Regions from separate parts of the Mus musculus genome. Here all the other regions are linked to region 1. The links are chromatin loops, found by intact Hi-C in ENCODE. Cell type or tissue: left cerebral cortex. All regions are shown on one strand.

The links. Peaks named below come from ENCODE experiments on the same cell type or tissue, not always from the same donor. Only the 100,000 strongest peaks of a DNase experiment are listed, where the experiment ranks them.
Region 2: a loop joins it to region 1, with 5 times the contacts of the local background. A loop is called at or near these places in 4 of 42 quality-filtered maps.
Region 3: a loop joins it to region 1, with 10 times the contacts of the local background. A loop is called at or near these places in 3 of 42 quality-filtered maps.

What each region holds. Positions count from the first base shown.
Region 1 is chr7:111,394,920-111,397,419 of GRCm38, forward strand. No RefSeq gene overlaps it. Among named protein-coding and RNA genes, the nearest start is that of Gm33145, 110 kb to the left of the region's middle. In left cerebral cortex, no CTCF peak of the experiment used is centred here; a DNase peak (open chromatin) is centred at 1,242; H3K27ac peaks cover 229 bases.
Region 2 is chr7:111,317,288-111,319,787 of GRCm38, forward strand. No RefSeq gene overlaps it. Among named protein-coding and RNA genes, the nearest start is that of Gm33145, 33 kb to the left of the region's middle. In left cerebral cortex, no CTCF peak of the experiment used is centred here; a DNase peak (open chromatin) is centred at 1,496.
Region 3 is chr7:111,296,197-111,298,696 of GRCm38, forward strand. No RefSeq gene overlaps it. Among named protein-coding and RNA genes, the nearest start is that of Gm33145, 12 kb to the left of the region's middle. In left cerebral cortex, no CTCF peak of the experiment used is centred here; DNase peaks (open chromatin) are centred at 1,193 and 1,487; H3K27ac peaks cover 2,042 bases.

The sequences.
Region 1 (2,500 bases):
AATTTCACAACGCTTGAAGGAAAGAGACTGCTCTCACCGTGCGACCCTTGGCTTTTTTCACTTAAGCCATGCCTGCAGAAGAACAGGATTCCTCTGGGTTGTATCCACAGCTCCGCCATTTGTGATGCTTGGGTCCCTGAACTTGTCTCCAAGATCAACCCTTGACTCTCAGAGACAGCAAGAGGCTACGCTGCAGAATGAGCTTCGTCCTCAGACTCTGGGTGCTAGTTGTGCCCCACGCTTTGTATTTGGGACCTTCAGTTCGTTTAACTGTTCAGCTTCCTGGGCTGCCTCCAGACCTTGTCTCTGGCTGATTCACTTTTCTCTCAGGCCCACCATCCCAACATCATTAATCCAGCCCCTCTGAGGCTGTCACAAGGTTCATTCATATGCATATTAGATAATACCCGTTAGTGATGCCCATTAATTAAGCAGAGCAATTTGTTTATAATTAACTGGAGAAATTTATGGCTTCAGAAAACAATTACAGGAGCCGATATAAACACATTAGGTAGCGATAGCAATGCCAAGTCTAATTGCTTTCTAGAAGAATCATTGATAGTAATGCCACAGCCATTATGTCTTAAGTCTGACAGGAGCTTGTAAATTCATCATTGCTTGTAGAAACCAACATCTCAGGCGATTGGCAATGGTAACGTCCAGCCTTGTAAACTACCTAGGCTACAACCAAAAAAAAAAAACAAAAAACAAAACAAAACAAAAAAAACCCTGAAGATTACATATGCTGCAATCCCAGGATGGAGAAAATGATTTTGCATATGTATTTCTTCCTAGGATGATGTATATGCATGCCCTTATGAATATGTATATGCAAGTATAAATAATTTCTAGTGAAAGAAACATAAAATGAGAGAAATGCATATGGAATACACATAAAATAAATATATAAATAGAGAAAGTGGGTTTTCCCTGGGTGATGGGATTTCTATTTTTAATCTTTAATGACCCCATTTTTTTCTGAAATTTTATAGGAATTTATTCTTTTACAATAAAAAATACAGGATATGAGTAAAACAAAGAAGAAAACAGGATAACAATTATTTTTTAAGTAAATTATTTTTAAAAAGCTGAACATGCCTTACTAGAATAGCTTGAGTGGTACTGTTTCGTGGGCATTGTGAAAATTATTTTTACTTCCTTGGGAGGAAATGACAAAGTTAGATCACTATTTTCACAAGCACAGTCCTATTGTTGGGACATTCTTTTTTGGTGCTACAAGCGGAGGGGGCAAAATGTAACACCCTTCTACATTAAAATTATACTAGCTTGTGGAAATTCTGCAAGAGGCTGTTGGTGGAGCTCCCATAAAGTAGGGCCTGCAAGTTCATAACTGAATACACCAGCCAGCCACACTGGACAAGGATGGATTCTCAAAGGACTCTGAGTAACCATCCTGTTGAAGTGTGTACTTAGGAGAGGGGTGAGAACCTGCCCATGCCCATTGTCCCCAAATGTCACAAGGGAAGGAATGGGGCATCTGGCAGACCATTGGGAATGTCTTTAAACAAACAAACAAGTACCCAAACAAAATACAAAACAAAGCAAAACACCAAATTTCAGAGGTGATCTGACCTCACATGCTTCCTCCCCAGCCAGGCAGAAGAAATGAGAATGACCCAGGTCATTGCTGGCAGAGGCAAGGCTCATTGTGAGCACACATCGACTTCCTTTCTGTTCACATTTAATGAATAGCTCAGTTTTGTGTCAGCCAGGACCTGCGATAGATGCACACTACAGTGTGTTTCTGACTGTGAGCCCACGGTCTGGTTCTCCCCAGAATGTAACCACTGAAATCCCCATTCTGCTAAGTGTATCTTGAAGAAGACTCACCAGGAAGACTTCCAGGAAGTTTGGAAAACTCTGCTTATTCGTTGCCCTCTTGAGAAATTCTGATGGCATCAATTCACCCTCCTTGAAAGAGAACCCTGCTCACCTTTCATTAAGATGACTTCCCACGCTTGAACACTGGAAGTTTTAGGTTTTTAGAATATAGTTTCACACCTGAAGCTACTGTTCCTCAAAAGACAATATGGGAAAAGTCAATGAGTCCACTTAGTTAAAGATTTAGGATGGGTGAACTGGGGGACAATCAAAGCTGGGAAAGTTAATTAATTCCCTACCATGTTGCTATAGTTTGAATGTTTTCCAAAAATCCACATGTTAAAACCTTGGTTTCATAGCTTGCAGTGCTGCTGAAAAGTAGAGGAACATTTTTTAAAATTAATTAATTATTTTATTTATTTACATCCTAAATGCTGCTCCCTCCTGGTCCTTCCTCCCCTTCACCTCTGAGAGGGTGCCCCTCTGAGTATCCCCCCGCCCTGGGGCATTAAGTCTCTACAGGATTAGGCGCATCCTCTCCCACTGAGGCAAGACAAGGCAGCCCTCTGTTACATAAGTGCTGGAAGCCATGGAGCAGCCCCTGTATGCTCTTCCGTTGGTGACTCAGTCTCTGTGAGCTTCCAGGGGTCCAGGTTAG
Region 2 (2,500 bases), 78 kb before region 1:
TTACTGCAGGTTGAGTCTCTCTCTCTCTCTCTCTCTCTCTCTCTCTCTCTCTCTCTCTCTCTCTCTCTCTCCATCACCTATCTATCTATCTATCTATCTATCGGAAAACAATTCATTGTGGTAAATATATGTGTTAGAAAATTTATTGTCCATAAAAGTTACTTTTCCATGGCTGTCATAAAATCCTCAACAGAAGCTACTTATGGGAGGAAGGCCTTGTTCTTGCTCATGATTTGAGGGCAAAGTCCATCATTGTGGGGAAGGCATGGCATCTGGAGTGTGAGGCAGTTGTCCACATTGTATCTGCAGTCAGAAAGTTGGGAGAGGTGAGTGCTGGTGGTGCCTCTGGCAGCCATCACTCTGCTACTTTGTAAGTTTTGACTATAATTACTTCTCACAGAATACTGCCCTTGTCCTGTGTGTGTGTGTGTGTGTGTGTGTGTGTGTCTGTCTGTCTGTCTGTCTGTCTGTCTTATTTCATTGTATAAGGTCCACAAGGTTCATCAGTGTTGTAGGGCATATATCAGACTGTCCTTTCATAATTATTATTGTATGTCTGTTTGTATTGTGTGTGTACATGAGAATAGGTGTATGGGTGCCACTGCACACATTTGGAGATCAGAGGACAACTTCTGGATAGTTATTTTTCACCTTCTATCATGAGTTCTAGGGATGTGATCACCAGGCTTAAGAGGCAAGTGCCTTTACCTGTGGGGCCATCTCTCCAGCTTGGAGTTGGTTAAATTCTATTTTTCATTTTGTGTCTGCACCATCTGTTGATGGACACTTTGATTAATTCCTTCATTTACTTATCCAGTGAACTTGGCTGTACAGACATCTCTTTGGCATCCTGCTTACAATTCCTGTGGGTTCGTACTCAGAATTTTGTATTATATGATAATTCTGATTTTGATGTTGTGAAGAACCAGCACACTGTTTTACAAGGGTGTATTATTTTAATTTCTGTGAATACCTGATAGAATTTTCAAAATTTCCACATCTCTCTCACCATTTCTATTTTTAAATAGTAACTACCCCAACACATTATCATCTTTTTCTTTTTTTGTGACAAGGTCACATATTCTCATTCCATAGCACTGGCTGACCTGAACTCCACTGTATAGACCAGGTTAACCTCAAACTTACAGAGATCTGCCAGTCTCTGCCTCTTGGAGTGCTGTAATTTCATTGTGATGACTTGCATTTCTCTAACAGTGATATGGAGCATCTTTTGGGATGTTTCTTGGCCTCTTCAAAGAATTGTCTGTAAGTCCTTTGCCCATCTTCAAATTAGGTTGGTTGTCTTTCTATGTTAAGTTACAGGCTTTCTTTATATATTCTGGATGTGAACCTAGCTAGCTGTCTGCTCTGAAATGATTTCTTCTCATTCCATGGGCTGCTTTTCACTGTCTTCTCTGGTGTCTTTTGATGCACACAAGGCTGTAACTTCAAATTAGCCCAACTCACCCGTTTCTTCTTTTGTTATCTGAGCTTTCTACTTTAGTTCTTCTGTCAGGTTATAAATGCCCAGTGACATTCATGTGGGCATAAAGATGTTCCTACAGTACTTTTAAAAGTAGACACCTAAAATATGTTTTTGTTTTTATCTTGCAACTTGAGAGGCTTAGCTGCACTTTTGTAATAAAAGCACGGCTAGCTGATATGAGGGAAATGTCTATATCTGGTTACAGAGGATGTGCTGTCTTGGACCAAACTTATTCAATGGACCACACATTAGTTGGGAGAGCTGGTTCTTTAGCACCTACTTAAGCCACTGGTTGGATGGCTGAAGGGAAAGCCTTGTCATCTGCATGGGTTCTGAGCATCACTATCTGGATTCAAATTCTACTGTTTGGTATAAATAGTTACTTGACGTGCTGTGTAGCTTCTTTGAGCCTTATGTTATCCAGCTATGAAATAGGGACAATAATAGTAGTCTTTTCTAATGTGCTTGTATGGACTAGGTTAATAGTAGGGAATATATTAACAGTTTCTGAACTTTTGTGTTAGTGTGTAGGTGGATTTAAGCTTGTGGGTTAGACTGCATGTGTGTGAAGGTCAGAGGGCAAGCTCTGCTATTGTTACCTAGGTGTTGTCACCTTGTTTTTTTGAGATGTCTTTCTATGGCTTGCATCTTACCAAGTAGGCTAGGTTGCATGAACATGAGCCCCAGAGATCCATCTGTCCCCATCCTTGCAGTGTTAGAATTACAGGTGTGGACTATTGCCCCAGGTTACCACCCCAGGTAGCTATTTGTTTTTTGAGATTATAATATAATGACATTATTTCTCCAGTTCTTCCCTCCAAACATCCTTCTTGATCTCTTTCAAATTCATGACCTCTCTTAAATAAATTGTTGTTATATACATGCATATATGCATTTACATATACATATATATTACTAAACACATAAGTACAACCTGCAGTCTATATAATTTGACTTGTATGTATGTTTCCAGTGCTGACCATTTGGTATTGGTTAACCAATCAGTGTGCTCCT
Region 3 (2,500 bases), 99 kb before region 1:
TATTGCCTCCCAGGTTTGGTGTAGGTTTCAACCAGGGCAGGACTTTGTGCCCATTGTGCCTACAGTCTTCCTAGTGGTGGATATTTTACAAACATCCACGTTTCATTTTAATGGGAAAGCATCTGGGAAGTTACGGTGTAATTCAAACTAATCTGTGAAAGAGAGAACAGTCATGGAGAGAATTAGGCATAGCCCAAAGTGCTTCTAAGTTCTCTGGAAGCTGAACATCTCTGACACCCCTGCCTTCCATCTTATGATGTACATCTCCAGCGGCCACTAAAGACATCCTTTTTCCTTCCTTCCTTCCTTCCTTCCTTCCTTCCTTCCTTCCTTCCTTCCTTCCTTCCTTCCTCCTCTTCCTCCTCCTCCTCCTCCTCCTCCTCCTTCTTCTTCTTCTTCTTCTTCTCTCTTTCTCTCTCTCTCTCTCTCTCTCTCTCTCTCTCTCTCTCTCTCTCTCTCTCTCTCTCTCTCTCTTTTTCTCTCATATCTCTGAGGGTGAGATTTAGGAAACTGCTTTGTGAACAATCTCTCTGATTGTCTCCCAGCATCATATTGGTAAATATAAAGCAGGTGGAAATAACACAGCCAGGGCTCTGGATGCATCACAACCCTCGGCAGAGACAACTAAATACCCAGAGGAGTCCACCTGCCTTGGGGAGACTCCCACGATAGACAAGAATTACCATCCTCTCAGCTCTTTCAACATTCATCCATCTCAAGCCTCAGTTTCAGGCATCTTGTGTCTCTGATCTCCATTGACCCCGAGTCTTGTCCAGATTAGTTACACCTGCTGGAGGCAAGGCTCCCAAGGAGGTTGCCTAATTCACCATGGATGAAAGCTGCTTTTCCTGCTTGGCCTTCATGCACCTTTGATCTATCTTTGCTTTCTTTTCTTCAAGTACTTTATGCTTCTTCCCTTTTCCTTCAGTTTCCATGGAGATTGCCATATGCTGGCACATGTACAACATGTACCTGTACCAACCCCTTCTTAGGCAGAATTGGAAGCTCCTGTGACTCACTGAGTAATGCCCAGCACACAGCAGGTGCCTAGTAAATGCCAGTCCTCATGACCCATTTCTGTTCCCACCTGCTCCAGTTGATTGCGAAACTTCCCAGAAAAATATGGGACATTTTTACATTATTACTAAGTTTCTAAATCTGATCAGTGTGTGGGGCCAGCAGCTGGGTTTCCATGCCTGCATACCAATGAGGCCTCGCCTGGAGCAGAATAGCATGTGCCCATAAACCATGACCTCTATTATCCAGGGAGTCAGGCAGCAATGGCAGCTGCCCCTATACACATCCTTCCATCCCCATTGTGGGGATGGCAGAGGCAGGCAACACGAAGTGCTAGCAAATACTTTCTATAGTGTTGTGCATGGAACATACTTGTTCTATTCTTTCCAGCTGGGATGGGCTTTTTTTTTTCCAATTAAAAATTAAAATAGCTGCTGAATTTATATTCATTTCCTGAACCCACGATTCACGCTCCATTTCTCACAGCAGCCGGCACTATCTCCAAGCTCATCTTCTTACATCAACTTTTGGAAACAGCAGCTTAAAAATCAGCACGGTTAAAAATGGCTCCCTTATGCCAGAGAACAGGAGAATCAGGTTGAGGAGAGCAGGAGGAGGCCATGTAGCTCCATCGCTTTCCTAGGGAACAGAGACCAAAGACCGTCTCCACTACTACCCTGTGCTTTCTCTGGCTCAGCTTTAGGGTGGGGGCACAGTTGTTTCAGTTTGCATTTTAGAATCATCTTTATAAGTAGCTACGTTTTGTATCTTCCTATTGTACATTTTGTAATCCCTCCTATTGTGTGTGTATGTGTGTGTGTGTGTAGGTCGGAGGGTGATACTGGATGCTTTCCTTAGTTGCTCTCCACCTTGGTTTTGAGACAAGGTCTCATCCATCCAGAGATTGCTTAGCTAGCCTGACTAGCCAGTGAACCTTTGGGATCTGCCGTTTGGTCCCTAGAACCCGGAGGTCACAGATACATGCTGCAGGATGCTGGGGATCTGAACGCAGCCCCCCATGCTTGCAGAGCAAGCACTTTATTTATTGAGCCATCTCCCCACCCCATTCCCATCCAAATTCTTAGTTCTGTTCTGTGAACCCATGTGGATTAAGTCTTTCACAACACAGTTCTTTGAAGATGCCTCTATTGCTCTCTGGAAAGTTGAGTTGTGTTATCCAAAAAGGTTTATTGAAATCTTTACTTCCAGGACCTTAGGGTGTGCTATCTCTTGTGAGGCTATGCCAGTGCCCGGCAAATACAGAAGTGGATGCTCACAGTCATCTACTGGATGGAACACAGGGCCCCTAAGAAGGAGCTAGAGAAAGTACCCAAGGAGCTAAAGGGGTCTGCAACCCTATAGGTAGAACAACAATATGAACTAACAGTATCTCTCAGAGCTTGTGTCTCTAGTTGCATATGTAGCAGAGGATGGCCTAGTCGGCCATCAATGGGAGGAGAGGTCCTTGGTCTTTTGAAGATTA